2 separate regions of the Homo sapiens genome follow, and region 1 is linked to region 2. Evidence: chromatin contacts called from ENCODE Hi-C or POLR2A ChIA-PET data. All regions are on one chromosome and are shown on one strand. The core of a region is the stretch at or near the end of the contact, and the rest is flanking DNA. Distances in the headings are between cores, read along the strand shown. Region 1 overlaps PRP4K (pre-mRNA processing factor kinase PRP4K). Region 2 overlaps PXDC1 (PX domain containing 1).

What was found. Hi-C counts contacts between places; a loop is a spot of excess contacts on that map. ChIA-PET counts read pairs that join two places held with the same protein, here RNA polymerase II (POLR2A). Pooled maps may share reads with other maps.
Region 1: a loop to region 2 is called in a pooled map, with 4 times the contacts of the local background. The contact joins two enhancer-like sites. A Hi-C loop is called at or near these places in 7 of 50 pooled maps. POLR2A ChIA-PET finds 5 or more read pairs at or near these places in 2 of 52 experiments (B cell and BJ).

The regions. Positions count from the first base shown.
Region 1 is chr6:4,052,729-4,056,876 of GRCh38, forward strand. It overlaps PRP4K (pre-mRNA processing factor kinase PRP4K), which reads left to right. Exons shown (of 15, transcript NM_003913.5): 11 at 1-145; 12 at 3,593-3,707. Among named protein-coding and RNA genes, the nearest start is that of FAM217A, 24 kb to the right of the region's middle. Within about 2 kb of position 2,868, at least 4 of the 41 ENCODE cell types and tissues checked have a DNase peak (open chromatin) inside an H3K27ac peak, as active enhancers do.
Region 2 is chr6:3,740,273-3,745,244 of GRCh38, forward strand. All of the region lies in intron 1 of PXDC1 (PX domain containing 1), which reads right to left. Among named protein-coding and RNA genes, the nearest start is that of PXDC1, 9.0 kb to the right of the region's middle. Within about 2 kb of position 3,304, at least 26 of the 41 ENCODE cell types and tissues checked have a DNase peak (open chromatin) inside an H3K27ac peak, as active enhancers do.

The DNA of each region.
Region 1 (4,148 bases), core at 1,618-4,117, 310 kb after region 2:
ACGAGAGGTGTTAAAAAAATATGGTAAAGATGTTGGTCTTCATATTAAAGCTGTAAGATCCTATAGTCAGCAGTTGTTCCTGGCATTGAAACTCCTTAAAAGATGCAATATCCTACATGCAGATATCAAGCCAGACAATATCCTGGTAAGTCAAACAGCCAAGCTGCGCTGTACATCTTGAACATACATTTCACTTCTTACTAGCAGTAATATTATTACTATGAGAAACGACATCTTAGAAGCATAGTTCAGTATATTAATAACCTATTTCAAATGACTAATACTTTTTTATCTTTCTTGGAAATCGGACAGTGAAATTTTATTGACAAGTATGAAGAAAAAGGAAATGTACAATTGTCCCTTTTTTTCTCTTTTGACTGATAGATTTAAAGTGTGCACCAATCCTGGAATGCTTTACTGTAGTAATGAGTTTCTTCTGTTATCTTTAGAAAAATGCTGCACATGTTGCTGTTTTGAAATAAGGAGTGTCCGTACTCTTCTGTTTGCTAATTTTATAGCTCCCTAAGCTGTGGCTCCTGGGGGCTCAAACACAATAAAGCTCAGTTGTGGTTAGGTATTATATTTAAAGGCATCGCTTTTGAAGTTTATTTTATTTTATTTTTAAACTTTCAAGTTCAGGGGTACATGTGCAGGCTTGTTACATAGGTAAACTTGTGTCATGGAGGGTTTGTACCCACTTTTCCTGATCCTCTCCCATCTCTCACCCTCCAGCCTCTGACGGACCCCAGTGTGTATTGTTCCCCTGTGTGTCCATGTGTTCTCACCTTTTGAAACCTTAATTCTCTTCGACTAGTGACTTCTGGTGGTAACAGCAGATTTCACAATGTATATGTTTTTAAAATTTTGAAATACATACATATTATCATAGTGATGTGATTAATGCACACACACACTCCTCCCCTCCCTGGCCCCATTACTTTACCCTGTTTTGTGGCCTTCAGTTTGGGTCGTGTTCGCAACTTGGAGAATTCCAGCTTATATGCTGGTAACATTCTGCATTTCATTTTTTTAAAATGGGTTCTCTTTATCAGTTCTCCTACAGTTGATGCCTAGGAGAGATCCTGAAGACTAAAAGCTAAGCGTGTAAGGTGTTCTTTATTGGGAACTCTTGGAGCTATAACAAAATAAATACTTTTGATTTTTTCTTTTGTTTTTTTTGTTTTGTTTTGTTTTGTTTTGAGGTAAGGTCTTGTTCTGTCACCCAGGCTAGAGTGCAGTGGTGCCATAATGGCTCACTGTAACCTCCAACTCCTAAGCCCAAGCAGTTCTCCTGCCTCCGCCTCCCCAGTAGCTGGGACTACCCACAGGCACATGCCACTGTGACTGCCTAATTAAAAAAAATTTTTTTTAGAGATGAGGTTTGGCTGGTCTCAAACTCCTGGGCTCAAGCAATCCTCCTGCTGCAGCCTCCCAAAGTGCTGGGATTATAGGTGTGAGCTACCATGCTTGGCCAAGATAAATTCTTTAAAAAATGGTGATCTCATTAAAGTTTAAGGAGTTTTTTTTTAATCAATAACTAAGCTATTTAATTCATATTTCTTTTTCTTTTTTGTTAATATCTTAAAATATTTCCTTTATTTCCTTCCAGACAACCACATTAGTAATGAGGTGTATTCCATTTTTATGTTTGGTCTGAATTATTATTGTATTGTATATCTAATGTAACTTGGAGTTAGGGGAGCTGAGTAATTTCATTGAAATGGTAGGTACATTAAAAATGAAGTATAAATTTGTGTGGCCAATTTCATAGTTGATTTTTACCTCAGTTTTTTTTATGAGACACAGCCTTGCCCTGTTACCAGGCTGGAGTGCAATGGCGTGATCTCGGCTCACTGCAACCTCCAACTCCCTGGTTCAAGCATTTCTCCTGCCTCAGCCTCCCGAGTAACTGGGATTACAGGCAGGGGCCACCACGCCCAGCTAATTTTTGTATTTTAGTAGAGACGGGGTTTCACCATGTTGGCCAGGATGGTCTTAATCTCCTAACCTCGTGATCTGCCCGCCTCGTCCTCCCAAAGTGCTGGGATTATAAGCGTGAGCCAATTTTTTGTTTTTTAATTGTGAAATACATGGTTCATGTCAAAGAATATGCAAAACATGTACAATTTAAAAGGTCATTTACAGTGAGCGTCTTTGTGACCATTGTGGAGGTTAAAGAATAACACATTTGCCAGTGTCACAGAAGAAACTCTTGTTTTTAAAACCTAATGCTAAACTAGTATAGGTTTTCACATACATTTAAGAAATGTTTTCCCGTCTTCCTGGGGAAGGAAAAAATAGACCTTAATGACGGAGCTGATTTTTGTTAATGAAAATCCAAAGCCTTTAGCTCGTAATTTCAGGTATCAGTGTGGTTTAAGTACCACATTCCTCATGACAGGAGCAGAAGTTGTGTAGCAAACTGAAGTGCATATGAGTATGGATACCCTGCTATTCTTTAAGGCATTTTAGCCAGCCCAAGAGTTCCACTGATGGATTCTAATTTTAAAATGGTTCTTAAGTTTTCTGTGGGTATTGAAACTGCTTAAGTAGCTGAATTCAGCTTACACTTTAAAAAGTTTTAAAATAACTTTTCTATTTTAAGATGCTTTTCTGATTCCCAAGATGAAAAGAATAGTAATCAATGTGGGAGTTAAAAATAATCATTTCTGTTCCTATTAATAGCTTAACTCTGGATATCATTTATAATAGTCCAGTCTCCCCATAGAGACTGCCTAAGGCTATAGTGTTATGCTGCTTTGGGGTGGGAGCAGTAGGCCAAGTTCAAGTCCCAACTCGGAATTTGTGTGTGTCTCTTTTGAAGGGGGGAAGGGACTCTGGAATATGAATTATCTTCACTTGTTAATCCTGAACATGCCTCTGACTCATGAGTGGCAGCAGTCATGGGAGCAACTCCAGCCTTTCTCAGCAGATGTCACTATTACTGTGTATGTTGAAGTATTTACAAAGGAAAAAAGAAACAAATGACTAATATAGAGTTCATGTTTATCAGTTTTGCCAGATATATTTAACATTTTCTTGACTAATACCTTCTTTATATTTGAGGGATTTAATATTTTTTAGACTTGAAGTGATTGCTAAATTTGGGATCATATAGCAGCTTCGGATGAAGAATATTTTGTTTTTGTCCAAGTTTATTCTGAATCACCCTTCTGCTTTCATTGCCATTGTAATTCTCTGGCAACTGAAAGTTAAGTCTGATTCCTTAGTTATAAAACTTGACTTTATTCAGGTATTCAGGGTCTTTTTAGAAGATGCTTTGCTTCATGAAATTAGATTTTTCTCTCAGTACCCCACCCTTTTAAAAATGCAGTTGTTAAAATTAAATGTACTTTGTGATATCCATTTCCTCACTGAAAACAGTTTTTACTCATTGTAATGAATATTTGATACATATTAACTTTTCATAGTTAGGAAATTGAATTAAAAATAAATAGAAAAGGAATTTTTAAATGAATGTCTTTGTTCTCAGTATTGGAATTAATAAAACTTTTCAAAGCCAATAATTTTTATTTATTTGTATTAATTATTCCTGGCTTGAATTAAATTCCCTTGAAAAAATGTTTTGCAGGTTAATGAATCCAAAACTATTTTAAAGCTTTGCGATTTTGGGTCGGCTTCACATGTTGCGGATAATGACATAACACCTTATCTTGTCAGTAGATTTTATCGTGCTCCTGAAATCAGTAAGTTTCTTAATGTTCTTTGACCTGGGCCATCATATGTGGTGGAAACCGCATACTTAATGTCTAAGCACTGTTTTCCATCACACTTCAGCAGCTGCACGAGTTCATTCATGAGGAAGGGAACCATAGCAAGTTCATCCTCCTCAGGTGGAATGAAGGTAGTTGTGACAGGAGTCTTGATCATGTCGGGCAAGAGTAGCAAAACAGTTGTGGAAAATCCTCGACTTTAGAAGACTGCTCTTGATTATTCAAGGTCTGATTATCACATTTATGGATTGTATGGGACCTTTGTTTTTTCCTGTTGCCTTGGTTGAGGCTGATTAGCACCTCCACCAAAGGCGAAATGAGAAAAGAGAAGAAATACATATTTTCTTTTGCCCTTTAAGTTCCTCCCCTACACCTCCATTTTTTAAGGTTTTTAAGTTTGAGTCTCTATTAAGA
Region 2 (4,972 bases), core at 2,054-4,553:
GATAACCTCCAAGGGTCACATTAGGGAGATAAATATATTCTGCGGTACACTGATCTCCTTTTAGTATGGCCAAACTTGGCAAATAAGACACGTGATGCCTAATTAAATACGAATTTCAGATAAACAATGGATAATGCAATAGCAGGGACAGACTTACACTAAAAACATATTTGCTGTTTGACATTCAAACTTAACTTTGGGTCCGGTATTTTATCTGCCTACGCTATCTTCTTTGTGACCCATCTTCCAGACTGAACTACAGAAAGGCAAGTGTACCTGGTCAGGCCTCTGGAAACCGTGTTAGGATTTTAGTTGGGCGTGCAGACTCTTCATGACCTGCTCCTAGCCCACCTACCTCACCAGCTCTGTGCCCTGTGAAACACACCCTCAAGCCAACCCCGAGAAACAGGCCCTCGCTTCCCAACAGCCTCCAGGTGAGCTGTCCTCCAGCCTCCTCCACCTCCAGGCTCATGATGGGGCAAAGCCCACTTAGGCAAAAGCCACCTGCTCTGTGATGATGGGACTGGCTCCTGCCTGTGGGTTCGGAAAGCCCATCCCACCCTCTACAGCCTCTTGCTCCTCTGCAATGACTGTGCCTTCACCTGGGGGTCTCCCCAGAGACTAGTGAGAGTCATAGGGCAGGAGGCACCTTAGGCTCATCTCCCTGTGACCAGCAACCAGCACAGTGCCTGGCCCATGCCAGGGATGCGATGTTCGCTGGCTGTGCTGGCAGAATACACTTGCATCAGATGAGACAGAAGTGGACAGGTGTTAGTCACTCTCCTGTGTGTGCACCAGCTGCCCTTGGGCAGCACCCCAGTCTCGGTCTTCTCGTCATCACCTCAGCCTGACCCCAGACACAACCGACCAGCAGCAGGCTCTTCGGTCACCAGCCTCGAAGGAGAGTCTCGAGGGCCAAGTGGCACTAAAACTGCTGAGCCACACTGGTTTGATTTTATTTGTGGAAATGTGCAGAACCACATTGCTTCCTTTCACCTGCTTTTATGTTTCTGAATGGAAGCCAAACTGTGTTCCTTGGGTGTGTAAACATCCTTAACAACCAAACAAAAGGAGCCTGAGAAAATTTAGATGGGGAAAGTGAAGAGCTGGAATCCCTGCCTGGAAGCACAGAAATGACGGTGCTTATTTTTTAAGCTCTAGGATTTTAGTTAAGGGCACGTCCATTATTGAATTCCCCATTCCGGCTCCCGGTGGCAACCAAGCTGGCAATCTGGATCAGCTTTCTCAGGACACTGTGGTCCTTTCTCCACGGAGACAGTTCACCTGAATGACAACGAGCGCTGATCCCTTCCCCAGGAGGGGCCGCAGCTGATTCATGAAGTGATGAATTCTGCTGAACTTACTGAAACCCACCTGACTGACAGCAGCACAACTGGGCTGCTGTTGCTCCAGCTGCTACCACCAGAGCTCCAGAGCACGGCGACAAGAACGCAGCGCGGGGCTGCCTTGAGCAGCAAACGCCTCCCCGCCCCCACTCAAGAAGTGACACTGGCAAGAGACTACAGACAGCCTGGCCTTCCTAAAATGCCAACGCTCCCATTTCCCTACTCCCCTTCAATTGTTTTTAAAATGTTTCAAATACACCAAACGGATGGGTGTATTTAATGTGGAAGGAAAACACTTTTTAAAAAAAAACTGTACAACTGTCCACTGGGACCACAGTGCAGAAATAAAAGAAATCTTCATCTTGCAATTTCTGATTGTTTTATATTCACTAAGGTTTCTCAGTTTCACAGCTGGAAACCTCAAGCTCCTGCTGCCAGCATGCCAAATTACAAATACTCAAATTTATAAAGAAAAAGTTCTGAGCAGAATCCACGCTGAAGACACTGCTTTATTTTCCAGGAACAGACAAGAACTATGAGTTTAAGAAATACTGCTTCCCCCAAAGCAAACTATTGAGTGCATCTGCGTTTCTTTCTATCCTACCTGTTGTACTCCTCCTTTGTGACTCAAGTGCTTTGGCTTCCAAATGGCTAGTGGATTCTTTCCAAATGTTGTCACCTGTTTACCATAAGCAACGATTTGAAAACTTGTTTTCAAAACTGCACTTAAATACAGTAATTTTAGATCATCTAAAACTTTTGGTTTTTATATTCCAAATATTGTTGATGGCATGACAATTCTGGGGGTTCCTGTCCGACTTGGTTTCACTGCCTGAGATCGCACGGATGAATACCGCAGGCAGGTGAAGAGGGTTGCCTATTCTGCCAAGCGAACCTGAAAACGGAAGCAGAGCCGCTTCGCTCGGGTCTTTCAGGACTGACCAGCAGGGGGCGCGCGCACTCTGCGGAAAAAGCAGGATGGCGTTCACTGCAACGCACGCTTAAGGAAGTTAGCCTCAGAGTTCACAGCCCCGGAAACTGTTCTAATTTCTGATAAATAATCACTAATACAACCTCAACTTTAAAAATTTCATCCTACACAATTTGTGACATGAGAATTTCATCCAGATGTAGCCAAACAATTAAGAATTTGAAACCAAAAAATTGGTAACACAATTGTACATAAATTCCGGTGGGCCAACTGGACACACATTTGGGGACTGAGTATCAACAGGGGGCTGCCAGCGTCACTTTTCTTCCTAAAGGAGTTAGGTCTCGAAAGCTGAAAACACAGCGTTGTATCTGTCAATTTGGGGATTAGCTGCTTTCTGCAAACACAAACACCTGATTTGTTCTTGGAATCAGAACTGAACGCGCTGGAGGCAGTACAAAAATCTGACAGTGAGAGCCAACGTTAACAAACACCGCTTCCGGATCTCAGAAACCTGGGTCCAGAGTCCCACTTTTTTGGGAATTGGAGGCTTTGGGCTCAACACTTGCGGTAACTGGCCCAGCTTCCTCCAGGGAGGACCTTGGCCATCTGACTCTAGCGGGAGGGCTTCCTGCTGCTGCAATTCTGAAACTAAAGGCAGGATGCTGGCTCGGGTGCGCTGGGAGGTCACACGTTAAAGAGCGTCCACTACCCAAAGAACAGGCCTCTCTGAGCACTCAGAGGACGCGGTTCCCACACGCACACAACAGTCGGCCCCGGGGAAATGCTCTGCAAAGTGAGCTTTAACAAACTGAGTCAAACCATAAATTACATTTATATTGTTTCCTTTCCATTTAACAAATGTGCCCATCAGCACACTACACAGATGCAGAGGTGAAGGGGGGAACGCAGCCTCATCTTGTATGCTGCACGGGAGACACACATTCTTTAAAGGTTGACTATAATACACATCTTGGAAACTAAATATCTAAAATGTTTTAGGAAAGCCTTTAAAACTTCCTAAGTACCTGTTTTCTAAATAGGCAGTCAATGCTGAAGCAGCAGCGAGTTAAGAACTGACTAGCTGGTTATTCAATGCATAACTAAGCAACCCAGGGAAGTTCTAACTCCCTGGGAACCTGAGGCTGCTCTTCGCTATCCGAGACTGACACGTTTCCACCTGTGGAGTGTCACGCAGTATAACTGTACAAGGAGAGCGAGATTGCGGCTGTGTGGACACCAGGACAGAAGGCCTCCCCCACACCTCCACGCTGCAATGCATCAGGGGCGCCCAGCGGCTGGTCCACAGCCACCTCTCCTCTACATCTTTTCAGGAGTGAAAAGCTGAGCTGAGAATGCAAGAGGAAGAGATGGAAGTGGCTGAGGAAAAACAGAACACCCGGAGGACCCAAGCTGGGGGCTGAGGGAAGTCTCTCTTCCTCCCTCTGCAGCAGTGGCTGCCTTCTGTACCTGGGAGGTGGCTCCTAGAGCGACTGGGAAAGAAATGTTTGACTTAAACTTACTGAGCTCTGCTCTGCTCTTCCCGTAATCCTGCCTTCTCTAGGCTTTTTCATTATTTTCCCCACTAAAAGCCAAATCCTCTTCCTAAATTTTAGACTCAACATTCTCCAACAGCCATCCACTTAGCCAGTCCGTCCTGCAGCATCACAGGTTCCCAGGGGGAGCAGCCCACTCAGGCAGGAAGGAAGCACTTCAGTCGCTCTTCCCAAAGCACCCATGGCTCCTCCTCCACCAGGCTGGGGATACCACGGCCAACAAGATGGGATCCCGGCCTCCTGGCACGTCATGCTAGCCAGGAGGGCCAACAGGAGGCAAACACAGACCACAGACTGTCCCCTGCCTGGCAAATCCAGGTGCCAGGAGGATGCACAGCAGGGGATCCCCCCCACACTCCCGGGCAGGAGGCGGCCTGAAGGGTGAGCGGATATAAGGGTGAAAGGGGTTGGGGAAAGAGGGAGTGAGATGGGGAAGGTGGAGGGCAGGGGTGGGGAGAGCTGAGACCAGAAAAGGACAAGCGTGGTCTCACAAATCCCGGGAAAGGGCCTTGCCCATGAGGGACAAGGAGGCAACGGCTTCCCACGGAGGTTCTGGCTACAAGAACTCTGTGCACTTGGCAATTCTTGTTTTTATTTATTTATTTATTTGAGACGAAGTCTCGCTCTTGTCACCCAGGCTGGAGGGCAGTGGTGCAATCTCAGCTCACTGCAAGCTCCGCTTCCAGGGTTCAAGTGATTCTCCTGCCTTAGCCTCCCGAGCAGCTGGGACTACAGGCATGCGCGCTACCAGGCTCGGCTAATTTTTCTATCTTTAGTAGAGACGGGGTTTCACCACGTCGGCCAGGCTGGTCTCAAATTCCTGACCTCAAGGGATCCACCTGCCTCGGCCTCCCAAAGTGCTGGGCTTACAGGCGTGAGCCACCGCGGCAGCCATTCTTTCTTAGGATCAGGCCTAGATCTTAGGATCTTTCTTAGGTAACCCAAACCTGGCCCACACCCAGCACCAATTCTAGTTTCTGGACGAGCAAGGCCACAGGCCTAGTCCGTAGGGATCCCACTGAAGTTCGGTGGTGACCTCCCTCTTTGTGGGCTCCCTCTTTAGCCAGGGCAGGGGTATTCTCCCAGGGTATATGGGGGGGCCACACCCAGAAGAGGGCGGGCACATGAGTGGGCCAGTC